Linked DNA regions of Homo sapiens: region 1 is linked to region 2. Evidence: chromatin loops called from intact Hi-C (ENCODE). Cell type or tissue: PC-9. All regions are shown on one strand.

Region 1 (8,000 bases), 66 kb after region 2:
TGTTGCATAACAAATCATCCCAGAGACTAAGGCTTAAAATAACAGTATTTATTATTTCTTACAATTCTGTGGTTTGGCTGGGATTCAGCTGGGCCAGTTCTTCTGCTGGTCTTGCTTAGGGTCTTTCATGAGGCTGCATTTAGTTTAGAGTTTGGTCAAGCCTTGATGTTCAAATGGTCATTCATCCTCAGGGCATCTGATCATTCATTAGTCTAGGCTGGACTTCCTTAAAGCCTGGGCTCCAAGGGAGAAGAAGCAGAAGCTTAAGGCCTGGGCTCAGAAGTCTGAGAATGTCACTTCCTCCCCATTCTATTGGCCTGAACAAGTCCTGAGGCCAGCCCACATTTAAGGAGAGGGTAATAAGTAGACTCCTCCAAAATTAAAGCAAGGAGTGGTGTTCATGAAGAGAGATGGGGAATTATTGGCAGCTGTACCTGGAGACTGTCTACTATACACTTGATCTTAGTCAAAGGGCCAAGAAGCAATAGGACTCTCTACTATATTATAATTAACCTTGCTTCACAGTGGAGAAACTAAGACTTCAAGGGATAAAGAAAAGTGCCCAAGAGCACAGAAGAAACGAGTGGCAGAACTAGGATGTCAATTTCAGAACAGTCTAATTCCAAATTCAATGTTCTTTGCTTACTGATGACTGTTCTTAATAGCTCTTCTTGAATCTCACATGGTAGACTGATAGCCCCCATGGCCACCCCTCTGCTTTTTTACTTTCTTAGCATAGTGGCCAGCGTTTAGGGAAGGATAGAATATTACAGACCCAGAATTTCTTCCAGCCTCCACAACTAATTAACTGTATAAGTTTCTGAACCATTCTGAGTGTTTCTTCCTTTTCTGTGAAATGGGATAGTAAAGATACCTGCCACACAAGATTTGGGGGAGGCTTTAATGAGACAATATAAGTAAGGTACTCTGTACAATGCAGGCACCTGAGTTTTAAGGTGCCACATGTGTCTCCAGCTGAACCCAAAACGAGCCTTCACAGACGAGTTTTGTAATTATATCGGGTCATTGAGCACACACCCACATTTAATTTTAATCCAAAGATATGCTCTGATATCAGCAAGACTGCTTCTAAGGAACTGGCTTGGTCTAGGATATGGTCATCACACTCACTGCTGTGAGACTCTGTCTAGTTGTCCTGACTTCCTGTACCTATAGAGAATGTTTCACCAAAAAAGGGGATGAACAGAAATATATGTAGCTCTGATGGTGGGATTTAAGATAGGTATAAATCTAAGTATCAGAAAGCTAGAGGGATAAAATGAATAAATATCCCCTGAGGACAACTTGTGCCTCATCCTGGGTGCCCGGGATTAGTCAAGACTCTTTTGGTTATTAGAGATGACATGCCAACACTGATTCCAGCCAGCTTAAGCAAAAGGGGGGAATTAATGGTCGGGCATGGCTGGACTCAGGGGCTTATACAGCGTTGTCAGAAATCACTCATCACCATTGCTCAGTTCTGCTTCTCTAGTGCCCTCTGTTGTAGCCAGGCTTTTTCCTGGGCAGCCTTTGATTTGCCTCTAGTTCTATGACCCAAATAGTAGCTTCCTTCTCTTCCTATTTCACATATATACACCGAATTATAATTGGCTGAGGTTGAGTCAGATGTGCTTCTTGACCAATCACAGAGTCCTAGAAAGTGGAATCTGTTTGGCTAGCCTATGTCAGGACTCACAAAGTAGAATCTAATTGCCTAGTTTGTGTCAGGGCTCGCAAAGTGAAATCTAATTGACTTGGCTGTCAGGGCCCCCTCCGTGGCCCAGGGGCAGGACTTCCGTGATTAGTCCCCCTGTGGATGAAGGGACAGCTCTGCCGAGGAAGTGGGGGGTACACTTAGCAAGTTGTCTTGAAGGCAGTTCCAATGTAGCTAAGCTCTAGATTTACCAACATCTCTGGGAAAAGACATTTGTAAGTGTGAACACAGTCCATGTAGCTGCTCCTCCGTGGTTTGGGTGAAGGGCATTTTCCTATTGATAATCCCTTTGTGCCCCACTTGCTATGTTTATTTATGGATATTTATTTTCCTACCAGTTGAAGGAAGTACTAAAAATAGGGGTATAACCATCAACCAAAGTTCCCAGCTTCTAATTTAACAGCCAAATGTCACAACATTTATTTTGCATCCCCTGGATTAACCAGCTCACTTAGTAAGCCAACGTTTGTGAAAAAGATTATATTTCTTTTATTTGTTCCCAAATGTTGCCATTGTATACAAAAATGAGACAGTGTTCCTTTTGGGGAGAAGTTTCTACTTTGGGTTTAAACCAAACAAAATAATATTTAAGGCAACATTAAATAAATTATTTATCATGTTGGTCAACGTTTTGGGGAATATAGCTTAGATAAACATATTTTTAAGGTCAGCCACTCTAAGGGCTGGGTTTTATAAAAACAACCTCTGAGGAGCTTTAATAAATCTTTTAAAAAGAAAAAAAAAGTCAAGCACTTGTTTTCATTGCTGAATCATTTCTATTGCTAAATAATGGCCATTCAAGAGGTAAGCTTCGCCAGGAGGTCCTGATAGCCACACTGAGAAACTCACATATTATGAAAAATCTGGGTGATGGCAGGCATTGTTGGCCATGCTTAGATTTCTGTTAAAGCAACCCAGTCCTTTGGTTGCATTTTAAATCAGATCAATGGACAGAGCTATCTGATTTGGGTCATAAAACTGTCAAATGAAGATAAATTCATTCCTAGTCAATGGGAGACTTCAGAGTAGAAGTAGAATATATGTAAGTAAGAAATAATGTATTTCTATTCCCTCAAAATAAACAGGATTACCAGATTCATTGAGTGCATTTAATTCACCTCCTGGGTCTTCCATCTCTTCAAATTACAGCCAAAGGCATCTTTTGGACTCATTTCAATAGAAGTGGTATTCCTAATGGTATTCCTCAGTCAAAGAGGGGTATGGGGAGGAAAGAAAGTTTGGATTAGAAGAAATGGAAATGGAAGGAGAGGGCCAAAGAGACCAGTAAGAAAGGGAGAGCACCAGGAGGAGAGGAGAGGCAGAAACAGGACATGGAGAAAACCCACCTTCGCAGGGACTGGGGAGAGACCAGCTTTGAGGCACTGCTCACTGTGGCTCTGGTTTCATTTTTGGAGTGGTTAGTAATCTGCCTGAAACTTGATGGGCTCACATGACCAGTTCTTATCTATGCAAAGAGGCAGTTTCCCTGGTTCTGGTCCCAGTTCCCCATGGTTTTGAAAGGAGAGCTGGGGTGGGGAATGAGCCCAGAGATTCTGAGTCTTGTCTCTTCCAAGGGTGGAGCCTGCAGCAGAATTTCATGGTTTCAAAAAAGAAGATTATTTCTGTTTATAAGTGAGAAGGAATGTCACTAAGGAGTTGAAGAAGTTGAGGTTTCATTACCATAAATTGCCTTAGGGCTTGAATGTTCAGGAGAAGAGAGCCTGACTAACCACATCTGGGGCTTGAGGTTTTTTTGAACTGGTAATAAAAATAATCTCTGCAAAATATTTTGAAAATATTTGATAAACACAAGACTGAGGCTGCTGCCTACATACATGAATTTTTTTTAAAAAAATGTTTGAATTCAGATTAGCAACCTGTTAGCAACCAGCCAGTACTTGGGTTATACACAAAAGGGAATGTAGAAATGCAGGTTTCAGAGCAATGTGATACTGAGTCCAAATCCCAGCTCTGTCATTTATTAGTGGTATAACCATGGACATTCTACTTCACTTCTTTGTGCCTCAGTGTTGTCGTCCATAAAATGGAAATAAGTGCTCTTTCAAAGAGTATCCATGGGAAATGAACAAGGCAAATTGTATGGAAATTATATTATAACAGAAAATTATATAAACTATATAAATTATAATAGAGAACAAAAATGGCACTAATACTTCTGTTCTCCCCATCTACTTACTTTCCTTTGATGTTGCAGATACCTCATTAAGAGGTAGAGTCGATGTCCCCATCTCTCGAATCTTGGTTAACTATGTGATTTGCGGCATTAGCAAATGCAAAGCAAGCAGAGATTTGAAAATTGCTTGTCCATTTGAACTTTCTCTCTCTTGCTGGGCTTGGAACACTGAGTTGTATGCAGATGAGCCTCAACTAGCCTACTGGAGGATGATAGCCAAGTCCCCTGCTGATACCCTGTCACCTACCAGTTATGTAGAGAGGCCATTCCAGATCACCCAGCCACTGGCCCACCTATCAACTGACTACTGTGGCATGAGAGGGACCAGCAACAGAGATTAGCTTAACCAGCTTAGAGCAAAGACCACCCAGCCAACACACAGCATTGAGAGCTAAATTTAAAAGTAATTGTTTTAAGCCACAAAGTTGTGGGGTGGTTTGCTATACAGCAAAAGTAAATTCATCAGGTGGCATCCACCCTGTTATCCCCCTTGTTGATTGGATCAACCAGTCATTTAAATAGGATTTTAAACTCATTTTTGTTCAAAGTGATTTTTTTTTTTCTGTAGAGACAGCCTAGGGGATGGCAAGCCTTCTAGTAGCTATTTTGTACAGTCATGTGGCTTAAAATAAGTTGCAAAAGACAAGGAGATTTAAGACATCAATAATTTTTTTCTGAAACTATTTTAAAGTTGTTCCTTCCATCATATTTAAAAAGTTTAGCATCGACATTCTCAAAGCTGGAATAATGTGCAAAGTGAATACCATGTGCTAAAGCTCACTGAGGTTCGATCGTAAGATCAGTTGAAATAGAAAGTAGCTCTGAAACAGTTCTGGAATCCTTAACCCAGGGAACCAACTGGAACTAAAGGAAATGAAATGGAACTAAAAGGGATGAAACTGAATAGGAGGAAGGCCAGTGCCTGGGAGCTCATCTGCATTCTCTGGTGGGAGAAGCAAGCTTTGCCAACTTCCCAACTGTAGAGGAGATAAAAGAGTTTATGGACCAAAGCAAAATGAAGGCTTATCCAGATAATTTAGGCCAACAGCACACCCCCACCTGAATTCACCAGTGAACTGCAGACAAAGTGTGTCTGACGGCTTGTGTTATCTGGATGGCTGTCTTGTTCTTCCACTGTCCTTTGAGTATGTCTGCCCTTTTGCATTCTGATTTCCTTTTATTGTCCACATTGTTTTAATCCAGGTTGCTGTTCTATGAGATTTTCGTGGTAGGGTGCTTGGGTAAGTTCTGGAAGCAAACTTTTGGCCTGAAGAGTACAAAGCATTTATTTATTTATTTATTATGTATTTATTATTCAATTGTTAAGTGCTAGAGACTTTGCTAGGCTTTAAGGATGCAACAGAACCAAAAGAGACAAAATAGCTAGTCTTGCAGCTTAAGTCTGGTGGGGAAAAAGGTTTATAACAAAGTAGGTATAATAATGTGAGAAGTGCTGTGATTGGGGAAGTACAAGGAATTGTTGGAGAATGTAGGATGAGCACCTAACAATGACTTGGTTTAAGTGGCCAAGAAGCACATCACAAAGGAAGTGGTTCCTAAGATGAAAGACAAAGAACAAGTAGCAGGTAATGTGAAGAGGTAAAGGAGAGAGTATTATGAAGCCTAGCCTGAGAGGGTATTGGGGAACTGCAATATTGATATGGCCAAATGCTTGAATGAGCATCAAGTTGTCAGTGGAAACACAGTACCACTGACTGGAAGAATGGTAAACACCAAAACCATGGCCAAATCATGGACATGACCTGCTTGTTAATTCCATCCCAGAATCATGGTTAATTTCAGGTAGTGCGCTGATTGATGCTTTTGACAGTTGCACTCTGTGGCCAGAGAAGATGCAGTGGGAACATGTTAGTAGATTGTTAGTTTTCTGAATGAGGATCATCAAGTCAACGTAAGTACACATCCCTGAAGGTTAAGGCAGACCCTGTAGCACCCTCCTCCTACTTCTCTCCAATTAATATTCAAAAGTAGGGTGAGGCCCAGAATTCAAAGAAATATGACTGTCATGAAGTGGGACTCCAAGAGATTTAAATTTTAAAATTCCTTGTAAAAAATGTAGGCTACTGACCAGAAGCACAGGTTCCCGGTGTGAAGCACAGGTGAAAAGACCCCTGCATTAGTTACTGGTCCTGTATAGCAAATCATCTCAAAACTCAGTAGCTTAAAACAGCAAACATATATTATCTTACAGTTTCTATGGGTCAGGAATCTGGCTGCAGCTTAGCTAGACATCTCTGGGATTGTGGCCTCTCATGAAGTTGGAGTCAAAGTGTCAGCCAGGGCTGCACTCTCATCTGAAGGGCTGACTGGGGAGGATCTGCTTCTAAGCTCACTCATGGGGTTGTCGACTGGATTCAGTTTCTCCTGGCCCTTGGATTGAATGCCTCCATTTCTTGCTGGGTATCAGACAGAAGCCTCTCTCAGTTTTAGCCACGTGGATCTCTCCATAGGGCACCTGATAACCTGGCAACTGGCTTCTCTTAGGGCTAGCTTTGCAGTGACAAAAAGCACCCAAGATGGAAGCCACGGTCTTTTTATAACTGCATTTTAAGAGTGAAATCTCGTCACTTCTGCTCTATTCTATTTGTTAGGGACAAGTCAGTAAATTCAGTCCACACTCAAGAAGAGAGATTTACACAAAGGGCATGAATACCAGGAGGCTGGGATCATTGGACGCCATCTTAGAGGTTGCCTATGACATTCTCCAAACAAAGCAATGATTGTGTATGTTCTTCCTTTTGAATATGCCAGAGTGTTTTATCCTAAATGGGTCTCAGGATTAGAGGGAACCAGAAAGGTCATCTAATTCAATTCACATTTAATAATATGTCCCATACTCTCTGTGCCAACTCAGCTTGAAGGCCTCCATAGAGTTCTCCCTGGTTAGGAAAGTCTTCCTTGTTGCAAGCTGAAATGTGGCCAAAGGGCCCTGTGCTTTGCTTGATCAAAAATTTCCATATCCCTCCCCTTTCTCCCAAAGACAATGAGGTATTTAACTAGAAACACATTTTGTTTCTTTGTTCATATGTCTACTTTCTCTTTTTGCTTCTCCTTCTACTAATTTTAGGAGATTGATTTTCTATCCTATCCTGATACAGTCTCTTATTAGTTCTAATTGTTTGTGGATTCTTTTGGAGTTTTTAATGTGGGCAATCATAAAATCATAACATCTGGAAATTACAATTTGTCTCTTCTATTCCATTCCATGGACCTCACTTCTTTTTCTTGTCTTTGGCATAAGCCAGGATCTCCAGAGCTGTGTTGAGTAGAAGTGGACATCTTTGTCTACTTTGTAACTTTCCTCTAACTTCTTACCGTCTTAGTAACAGACTCTTTGCTCATGAAAGACCCAACTATCACTTCCTTTAGGATTGCTAATGAAAGGAATCAAGAAATTTTTTAGCCCGTTCAGGCTGCTATAACAAAATACCACAAACTGGGTAGATTTTAAACAACAGAAATTTATTTGTCAGAGTTCTGGAGGCTAGAAAATCCAGGATAAAGGTGTTGGCAGATTCAGTATCTGGTGAGGACCTGTGTTCTGGGTCAGAGATGACACCTAGCTGTGACTTCACGTGGTGGAAGGGGCAAAGGGCCTCGCTCCAGCCTCTTTTATAAGGGTGCTAATCCCATTCATGAGGGCTCCACCCTCATGACCTAATCACCTCCCCAAGGCCCTGCCTCCTAACACCATCACATTGTGGGTTAGTATTTCAATATATAAATTTGTGGGAGATGGGGAACATAAATATTCAGTCCATTGTAAAAAGGCTGGAAACTTAGTCGTGTTTTGTTTTTTTTGGACACCCATGGAACATGGAACATTATCTTCATTCAATTCAAGCTTGAGCTCCTTTTCTATGCCATGTGCTGTCCAGGTGCCGGGTTGGGGGCTCTTGAAAAAGAGTTCGCAGTCTTCCCAGGAGAGGTGATGACACAACCTCATCATCTTCATTATCGCAGGAAGCGTGGGCAAGACCCAGGGGCGTAGGAAGGTGGGAGAAGCTATGTCTTCAAGGAGAGTCAGAGAAAGCTTCCCAAGAAGGTGCCCTTTGAGGTGGCTCCTGCAGC
Region 2 (8,000 bases):
GGAATGTTTCCTCTCATGTGGCCTGTCATCCTGACTCAAATTCCACCTTTTCGCTACACATTTCTTTTTACCTGAGGACTTTTGGGTTTTCCAAAGTTTTCTGTTGCAAATGTCTGGAAGTCACAGTGTGTTTCTGTGGAGACAGCACATGTTCAAGCCCCAGCTCTGCCGCTTACCAGCTGTGTGATCTTGGAGTTGACCAAGCGTCTTTCTGGGCCTCAGAGTTCTCATATGGGAGGTAGGGCTCTGGGGATGTGTCTGCCCACCTTACAGAGCAGTTGTGAGGTCCAACAATTCTGCGTGGGACACCAGTAAGGGCACTGGGGGAAGTCCAGGTTGGGCAGGAGAATAACGCCTTAACACATCAGTTTGTGTCTTAGTGGGACTTTATCCATCAGCCCCAGCCAGGCCCTGCCAGAGAGGAGCTCAGAAGAGAACTGAAGGAGGGGACCTAGGCGGAAGCTCTGGTTTTGAGGCCATGCAGAGTGGAGTTTAAATCTCATTTCTACCAATGATTTGGGAAGACTACTTAGCCTCTTTGTGCTTCAGCTTCATTATCTACATATTAGTATAACTGCAATCATAGGGTTGTTTATGAAGAGTAAATGAAGGAATTTGGACAAAGTATCTAAAGCATACTTTAGGAACTCACTAGCTTTCACTAGTGGCAGAGTGGAGTAAACTCCCAGCTTGATCAATTACCAGCTGAGTGACTTCAAGTGAAATATTGAATAACCCTGGGCCTCAGTTTACTTGTCTGTAAAATGGAATGATACCACCTACTTTATGTGGTAGTTTTTGAGGCTAATGTAGACAAAGAACCTGGTAGTAACAGCTCTTATTTTTATTTTATGAGACAGAATCTCGCTGTGTCACCCAGGCTGGAGTGCAGTGGTGCGATCTCGGCTCACTGCAACCTCCGCCCCCAGGGTTCAAGCAATTCTCCTGCCTCAGCCTCCCCAGTAGCTGGGATTACAGGCATGTGCCACCACACCTGGCTAATTTTTTGTATTTTTAGTAGAGATGGGGTTTCACTGCGTTAGCCAGGATGGTCTCAATCTCCTGACCTCATGATCCGCCCGCCTTGGCCTCCCAAAGTGCTGGGATTACAGGTGTGAGCCACCGCGACCTGCCAGCTCTTATTATTGTTATTATTTCTAAGGAGGTTTATTTTTTATTGAGGATCCCAGATCAATAGCTGCAACACAATGATCCAATGGAGAAGTTACGTGGATTATTCGCTATGGTGAGCCCCAGAATGAATGGGTCCCAGCATTCTCGCTGAGGATGGAAAGTTCCCAAGTGATTTCTCTTGCCAAATTATTTGTTTCCTAGAAGGGAAATAATACATGGAACTTGGCCACCCTGGGCTCAAGTCTCACTGTTTTCTGGGAATCACCTGATGTCAGGATTTGCAACATGAATACCTGGGCCAGGACAGGGAGCTCTGCCAGGCCACAGACAAAGGCTCCTTTGGTCCCTGGGGTGGCTTTAGCCACTGCTTGGCCAGTTGTCTGCCAGTTGACTCTCGGGTGTCATGTGACCACCCCTACTCAGAGATCTTCAGATAGACTTGAGTCGTTTGTGGGCATTTTGTCACATCCACAACCTTGTGAGGGTATAGAAAAAGTACATTTTCACCACAGAATACCCAGATGGACCCCATTCATACCAAAGAAATTTGCCTTATGCCAAGGGAGAAAGCAGGTGTTGTGGTACAGAAAGAGCACTGGGCTGGGAGTCCACCTGACATGTTATGACAGGCCTTGGCCCCCTCTGCTAATGGGCCCAGGGACTGTGGTTGTAGGGAAAAGAAACTCATACAATTTAGTCTGAGTGAAAAAACAGGGGCATTATTATCAGCACTCAGGGGCATTTCCTGGGACCTCTTTGCAGGAAGTCCACCTGGCCTCACAGCAAGTGGGAAGACACCATCTCTCTCTGACATCCCATAGGTGGCTGTGTCTGCAGCTCCCCGGACACTTGCTCAGCTCTCCTCCCTGCAGACCAACTGTCCTTGCCAGGCCTACTTTCTGTGCCTTACTTTGGCCACCACTGGCTTTGGCTGACTGTGACACTGACTCCACACTCAACACTCGAGGCTTTTCACAACTCACTGATGCAGCCGAGACCAACAATCCCCTTGTTTAAATAGTGAGGAGAGAGAATTTGACTGGCTTAACTCGAGTCACGTGTTTGCTTCTGGTCCAATCAGCTGTGAGCTGGGGCAGTGGGTCCCATTATGCCGTGGGTTGCTCCTCCTGGAGCTATGGACCAAGTAGGCTCTCCTGCAAGGGGATGCAGGTGGCAGAGAGAGAACGAACATTTGGAAAAATTGTTTCAGCTTTCTGGGCTTTATTTTCCTCTACTGAAAATAATCATCATTATTATGTTGGTCATTAAGTGGCCAATTAAATCATTTTGCATATGGAACCCAGCTGACCTTTCCCTTACCACAGCCCACCCCACTTCTGCACCTGTTCAGTCATCTGTGGCCACATACTAATAATCCTAACTCCATTTCACAGGATAAACGGAGTCCATTCTTTTTATTCTTTCCTTCTTTTCTTTTCCTCATTGCAGTAAGAATGCTTAACATGAGATCTATCCTCTTAAATTAGTAAGTATACAGTATATTATTGGTGATCATAGGTTCAGTGTTGTACAGCAGATCTCTGTAGCTTATTCATCTTGCAGTATTCGTCTTTCTGTAATTGGCTTCATTAACTTAGCATAATTTTTTCAAGCTTCATCCATGTTGTCCATATTGCAGAATTTCCTTATTTTCTAAAGGCTGAATAGTATTTCATTGTATGTTTATACCACATTTTCCAATTTCAATTATTTGAATAAATACCCAGAAGTGAGATTGCTGGATCATATTGTAGTTCTAGTTTTAATTTTTTGAGAAAGCGCTATACTGTTTTTCTTTTTTTTTTTTGAGACGGAGTCTCTGTCGCCCAGGCTGGAGTGCATGGCGCGATCTCGGGTCACTGCAACCTCCGCCACCCAAGTTCAAGCAATTCTCCTGCCTCAGCCTCCTAAGTAGCTGGGACTACAGGCGCTTGCCACCACGCCTGGCAAATTTTTTGTATTTTTAGTAGGGATGGGGTTTCACCTTGTTGGCCAGGATGGTCTCGACCTCCTGAACTCGTGATCCACCTGCCTCAGCCTCCCAAAGTGCTGGGATTACAGGTGTGAGCCACCAAGCCCAGCCTGAGAAACCGCTATACTGTTTTTCAGAGTGGCTATATCATTTTGCATTCCCACCAATGGTGTGCAAAGATTTCAATTTCTCCACTTCTTTGCTAACACTTGTCTTTTGTTTTTTGGTAATAGCCATCCTAACAGATGTGAGGTGATATCTCATTGTGGCTTTCATTTGCATTTCTCTGATAACTATTGATGTTGAGCATTTTTTCATATACCCGTTGGCCATTTTGTATGTCTTCTTTGGAGAAATGTCTATTCAAGTTCTTAACCCATTTTAAATTGAGTTATCAGGGTGTTTTTTTTTTTTTTTTTTTGTACTACTGAGTTGTAAGGGTTCCTTATATGTCTTAGAGATTAACCTCTTATCAGACATATGATTTGCAAATATTTTCTCCCATTCCATAGATTGCTTTTTCACATTGTTGATTGTTTTCTTTGCTGTGCAGAAGCTTTTTAGTTTGACATCGTCCCACTTGTTTACTTTTGGTTTTGTTGCCTGCATTTTTGGTGTCATATTCATTATAGGAAGTGCATTCTTCAAGAAAGTTCTCTTCTCTAGGGCATTTCTGGGACTCCTGAGGAATGTGTACAGGTTTCTTAAGTGGTGGCGTGTCATCCCCTGCAGGCCACTTGCTCTGCATTCTTGCCCCACTCGAGCTCAGCTGGACATCTCCAGCATCCTGTTTTCCAGGCTGCAGACGCATATCTTTATCCCTAATATGGATGTGAGCTCCTTCCTTCAGGGCCCGAAGCACAGCTGAAATATGATGGAAATGGTATAACTTTACTATTTGGGGATAATGGAATTTAACTAGAAGAATAAGGTTTGCCCTGTGTAGCTTCTATGGGGCTTTCATAGGCTAGAGGACCCTGAAGAGACCTTCAGAACATTTCTGCTGATGAGTCCCAGCCACTCTCAGAGAGAGGAAGAGCTCCATCCCTGAGTCCCAAGTCCACCTCATCTCATTCACCAGGAATCGTCCCATTTCCCAGGAAGCCTGCCAATGGGCTTCCATTTTCTTTCCTCTGAAGGGAATGTCCCCTCCGCTGCCCCAACCAGGCTGCTGTCTGACCCCACAACCTCTACCAAGTGGTCACACTTGTCATTGCCCCTCTCCCAAATCTGGCTTCTTCAACTAAAGTAGCCTGCAGGAGTAACTCAATTGCCCGGACCTGGTTTTGGGGGCCAAGCCTGGACCAGGGTCCTTTCATCATCTGCCAACATTCAGAAAAGAGAAGATGGGGCCTGCATCTCCCTCCTGGTACGGGCAGGTCTTGGCAGCAGATCACCTGTGAGCTCATTCTTGGTCAAAAATACAAATGAAACTTCCAAGAATAAACAGTGATCTTCAGACATAGGACACTGAAATCCCATGTTTTACAGAAAATGAATTTCTGACTTTAGATTTCATCTGAGGAGTCTCCGATTGACATTTGTTAATGATATGCATTAGAATGAGAACTGGTCCTACCAGCACTACCAGGAGGGCCCAGTGACATGGCCCCTCCTGAACAAAGGGAGTATCTGCTCAAAGGTAAATTCATTTGTTTTTTCTTTATGGACTAAAGAGATTATCTGACATTCCCCAAATGGCGATTTTCCACCTTCAATATTTAAAGCCGCAGTCTCTTCCAGGTGCCCCGCTACAATAAATTATGTTCTTTGATCCTCCCAACAACTTTGTAAGGTAAGGTATGATTTTCTTCCTCTTGGAAATAAGGAAACTGAAGCTCAGGGGCATGTGATAATTAGCCTAAGGCTAGTAAATTGCAGGGTAGGATTCAAACCCAGGTTGGACTCAGTCCTTTGGCCTACATCAGGCTTGTCCCATGGCTCTTCCAGGTTACAGTTCTGAGGTCCTTATGATACTGGGCAGCTCTGATGCTAGTGTGTGGGAAGGCAGGAGGTAACTCTCCAAAGGGAACTTCTAAGGAAGGACCAGCTGTGTCATGTGCAGGGCCCACTGAAGGATGGCAGTGTGGGGCCCTTATTCAAAAGTTTCTAAGAATTCAAGGGCCGGGCGCCGTGGCTCATGCCTGTAATCTCAGCACTTTGTGAGGCCGAGACAGGCAGATCACTTGAGGCCAGGCATTTCACCAACATGGTGAAACCCCGTCTCTACCAAAAATAGAAAAATTAGCTGGGTGTAATGGCGCATGCCTGTAATCCCAGCTACTGGGGAGGCTGAGGCATAAGAATCGTTTGAACCCAGGAGGTGGAGGCTGCAGTGAGCCGAGATTGTGCCACTGCACTCCAGCCTGAGTGACAGGACGAGACTCTGTCTCCAAAAAAAAAAAAAAAAAAAAAAAAGAGAATTCAAGACCCCAACAGCATAGCTTTAAACAAAGCACAGGGCCCTTGTGAGCCCTGGGCCCCATGCAGGTGGCATGCCTGTGGAGCTGGGGAGCAGGATGAGTCACCTTGCTCCTGCAAGGAGTGCGGGCTGCAGGGTGATCTGGCACTGTGGGAAATGGGGCAGTTTTCTAGTGAGTCTTCTCCGCCTGCTCCCTGTCAGGTGACATGATTGTCAGAAAGAGCAAGAGACTGAAGTGTCGAGTGTACCAGATAATTTTTGCAGTTTAGCTGCTTTTATTCCTTCCCTATTGTTGTTGTTTTGAATAATCTGTGTGGCTTTTGAAGAAATTGCTCAAACCGGTTTGAGCCTTAATAAGATATGAAAAAATTGGAGGCAAAGGGTTCCTGGTGATAAAAGCACAGCTTTCATGTGGCGCTGCAGGCGCCGGGAGCGGAGAAGCCGGGTACGGCGCACTCATCAGAGGCAGGTGGGCGGCCAGAGTGCTGTGCGCAGTGGGACTTGGCACTAAACAGCAGAATGACAATTGGAAACATAAAAGCCAAGGCAGAAAGTGAGAAGGAAATAGAGAAAAACAAACCCCCAACTCAACTACAGCCACCTGAATGAGGAGGAAGGTGAGGGAGGAAGGCCGCCGGTAAGGATCATAAGTGGTGAGCAGCCCCTGCTGGCAGGTGAGGTCTCTGGTGGTTCCCCCCAGGACAGAGGTATTTGGGCACCTGGCTGGGACTCCCCAAAAGGCAGTTTGCTAGAGAGGGACTAATGTGAACTGACACCTCCAAAATTCCCAGGTCATTGTTGTCTAACCAGCTCCTCTGAAAGCCAATCTCTGGCTTGGCGCTTCATCAAAGGTCCGTGACCATCCTATGTGCAGCTTGGAGCTGGCCTTGGGGATACAGTGGCTAATAGTCAGGTGAGGTCCCTGTCCTCCTGGGATTCTCAGTCTGGGGGAGGAGCTGCACAAATGGGCAGACAGGTAGACTTGCAGGGGAGGTGCTGAGGGGTGTATGCAGAAGAGCCATCTCACCCAGAGATGACCTCTCCCTGGGAAAGCAACATGTGACATTTCCATCCAACAGGAAATCTGAAGGATAAGTAGAATTTATCCATGAGTTGGAGATGGTGAGGGTGAGGAGGGGATTCCTGGCTATGGGGAAAACATGGGCAAAGGCCAGGAAGCAAGAAATGGGATGTTGCATTGGAGTGATGGAAAAACCTTTTAGTCAGCAAACATTAATTGAGTGGCTACTATGTGCTGCAATGCTAGTGAGCCATCCCTTATGCTTGACTGTGCCACTCCCAGTCACTTGCTTTTCCACTTTGAGACCCTTGCCTGCTTCCCTGTTTTCTCTATTCTTTCCATCCCACAACATCAATTGGTCCCCTCCCTTGAATTTATTCCATGTATTAGCAGAATACAAATTTAATTGCTATTTCAGAGACCAAAATACCATTGACTCAAATAAGAAAGAGGGAAGTTAATTGTGCTGTCACAAGACTCCCCCAGAATAAGCAGCGTTAAATTAGCCTAAAGCTGTCTCCTTACATATTCTAAGTTCAGCCTAAAGGTTTCTCTGCGCACAGTGAACTGTAACCTAACTGGATGTCTAAACAGACTGTAACCTGCTCTTGTGCCAATCACCAAGTTTTGGCCAATCAAACTTGGACAACTGTTACAAACCATGTTCAAATAAGGCAAATGTGGAACTGTAAACAATCCAGCTGTTTCTATACCTCACTTCCGTTTTCTGAACATCACTTTCTCTTTTTTTTCCTCTCTGAAACTATTCTGGTTTAGGGGGCTGCCCAACTTGTGAATCATTCTTTGCTTGATTAAACTCTGTTAAATGTAGTTTGTCTAATTTCTTTCTCTCTTTCTTTCTTTCTTTTTTGAGACGGGATCTTGCTCTGTTGCCCAGGCTGGAGTTCAGTGGTGCAATCATAGCTCACTGCAATGTCCGCCTCCCAGGCTCAAGTCATCCTCCCACCTCAGCCTCCTGAGTAGCTGGGACCATAAGTATGTCCCACTGTGTTTGGCTAATATTTGTATTTTCGGTAGAGATGGGGTTTTGCCATGTTGCCCAAGCTGGTCTAGAACTCCTGAGCTCAGGTGATCCGCCTGCCTTGGCCTCCCAAAGTGCTGGAATTACAGACGTGAGCCACCATGCCCGGCCCAGGTTTTTCTCTTAACAGCAGTTGGTTGTTGAGGTGACTCCACAGAGGTGAGGACCCAGGATCTTCCCATCTTGTTCACAATTCAGAAAGTGTCCTTGAATACATGCTTTAAAATGGCTCTCCACTACGTTGGCTTTTCCTGAGACAAGACAGAAAGAGACAGAGCAGTGCACACTCATTTCCTTTGCAGCTATGTCCCGGAAGTTCTGGGCATCATTTCTGTTCACATCCCCTTGGCTAGAGCTTAGTCATGTGACCAGGCCAGATGCAGGGAAATCTGGGAAATTATTCCCCGTG

Evidence for each region. Hi-C counts contacts between places; a loop is a spot of excess contacts. Peaks named below come from ENCODE experiments on the same cell type or tissue, not always from the same donor. Only the 100,000 strongest peaks of a DNase experiment are listed, where the experiment ranks them.
Region 1: it touches region 2 in a loop (6-fold over the local background); 2 of 110 quality-filtered maps call a loop at or near these places.

What each region holds. Positions count from the first base shown.
Region 1 is chr10:113,359,581-113,367,580 of GRCh38, forward strand. No RefSeq gene overlaps it. Among named protein-coding and RNA genes, the nearest start is that of HABP2, 190 kb to the right of the region's middle. In PC-9, no CTCF peak of the experiment used is centred here; a DNase peak (open chromatin) is centred at 3,461.
Region 2 is chr10:113,293,609-113,301,608 of GRCh38, forward strand. LOC105378490 (a long non-coding RNA gene) reads left to right here and starts at 7,634. Exons shown (of 2, transcript XR_946329.2): 1 at 7,634-8,000. RefSeq lists an enhancer at 7,239-7,418. In PC-9, a CTCF peak has its summit at 3,856; DNase peaks (open chromatin) are centred at 3,773 and 5,653; H3K27ac peaks cover 1,424 bases.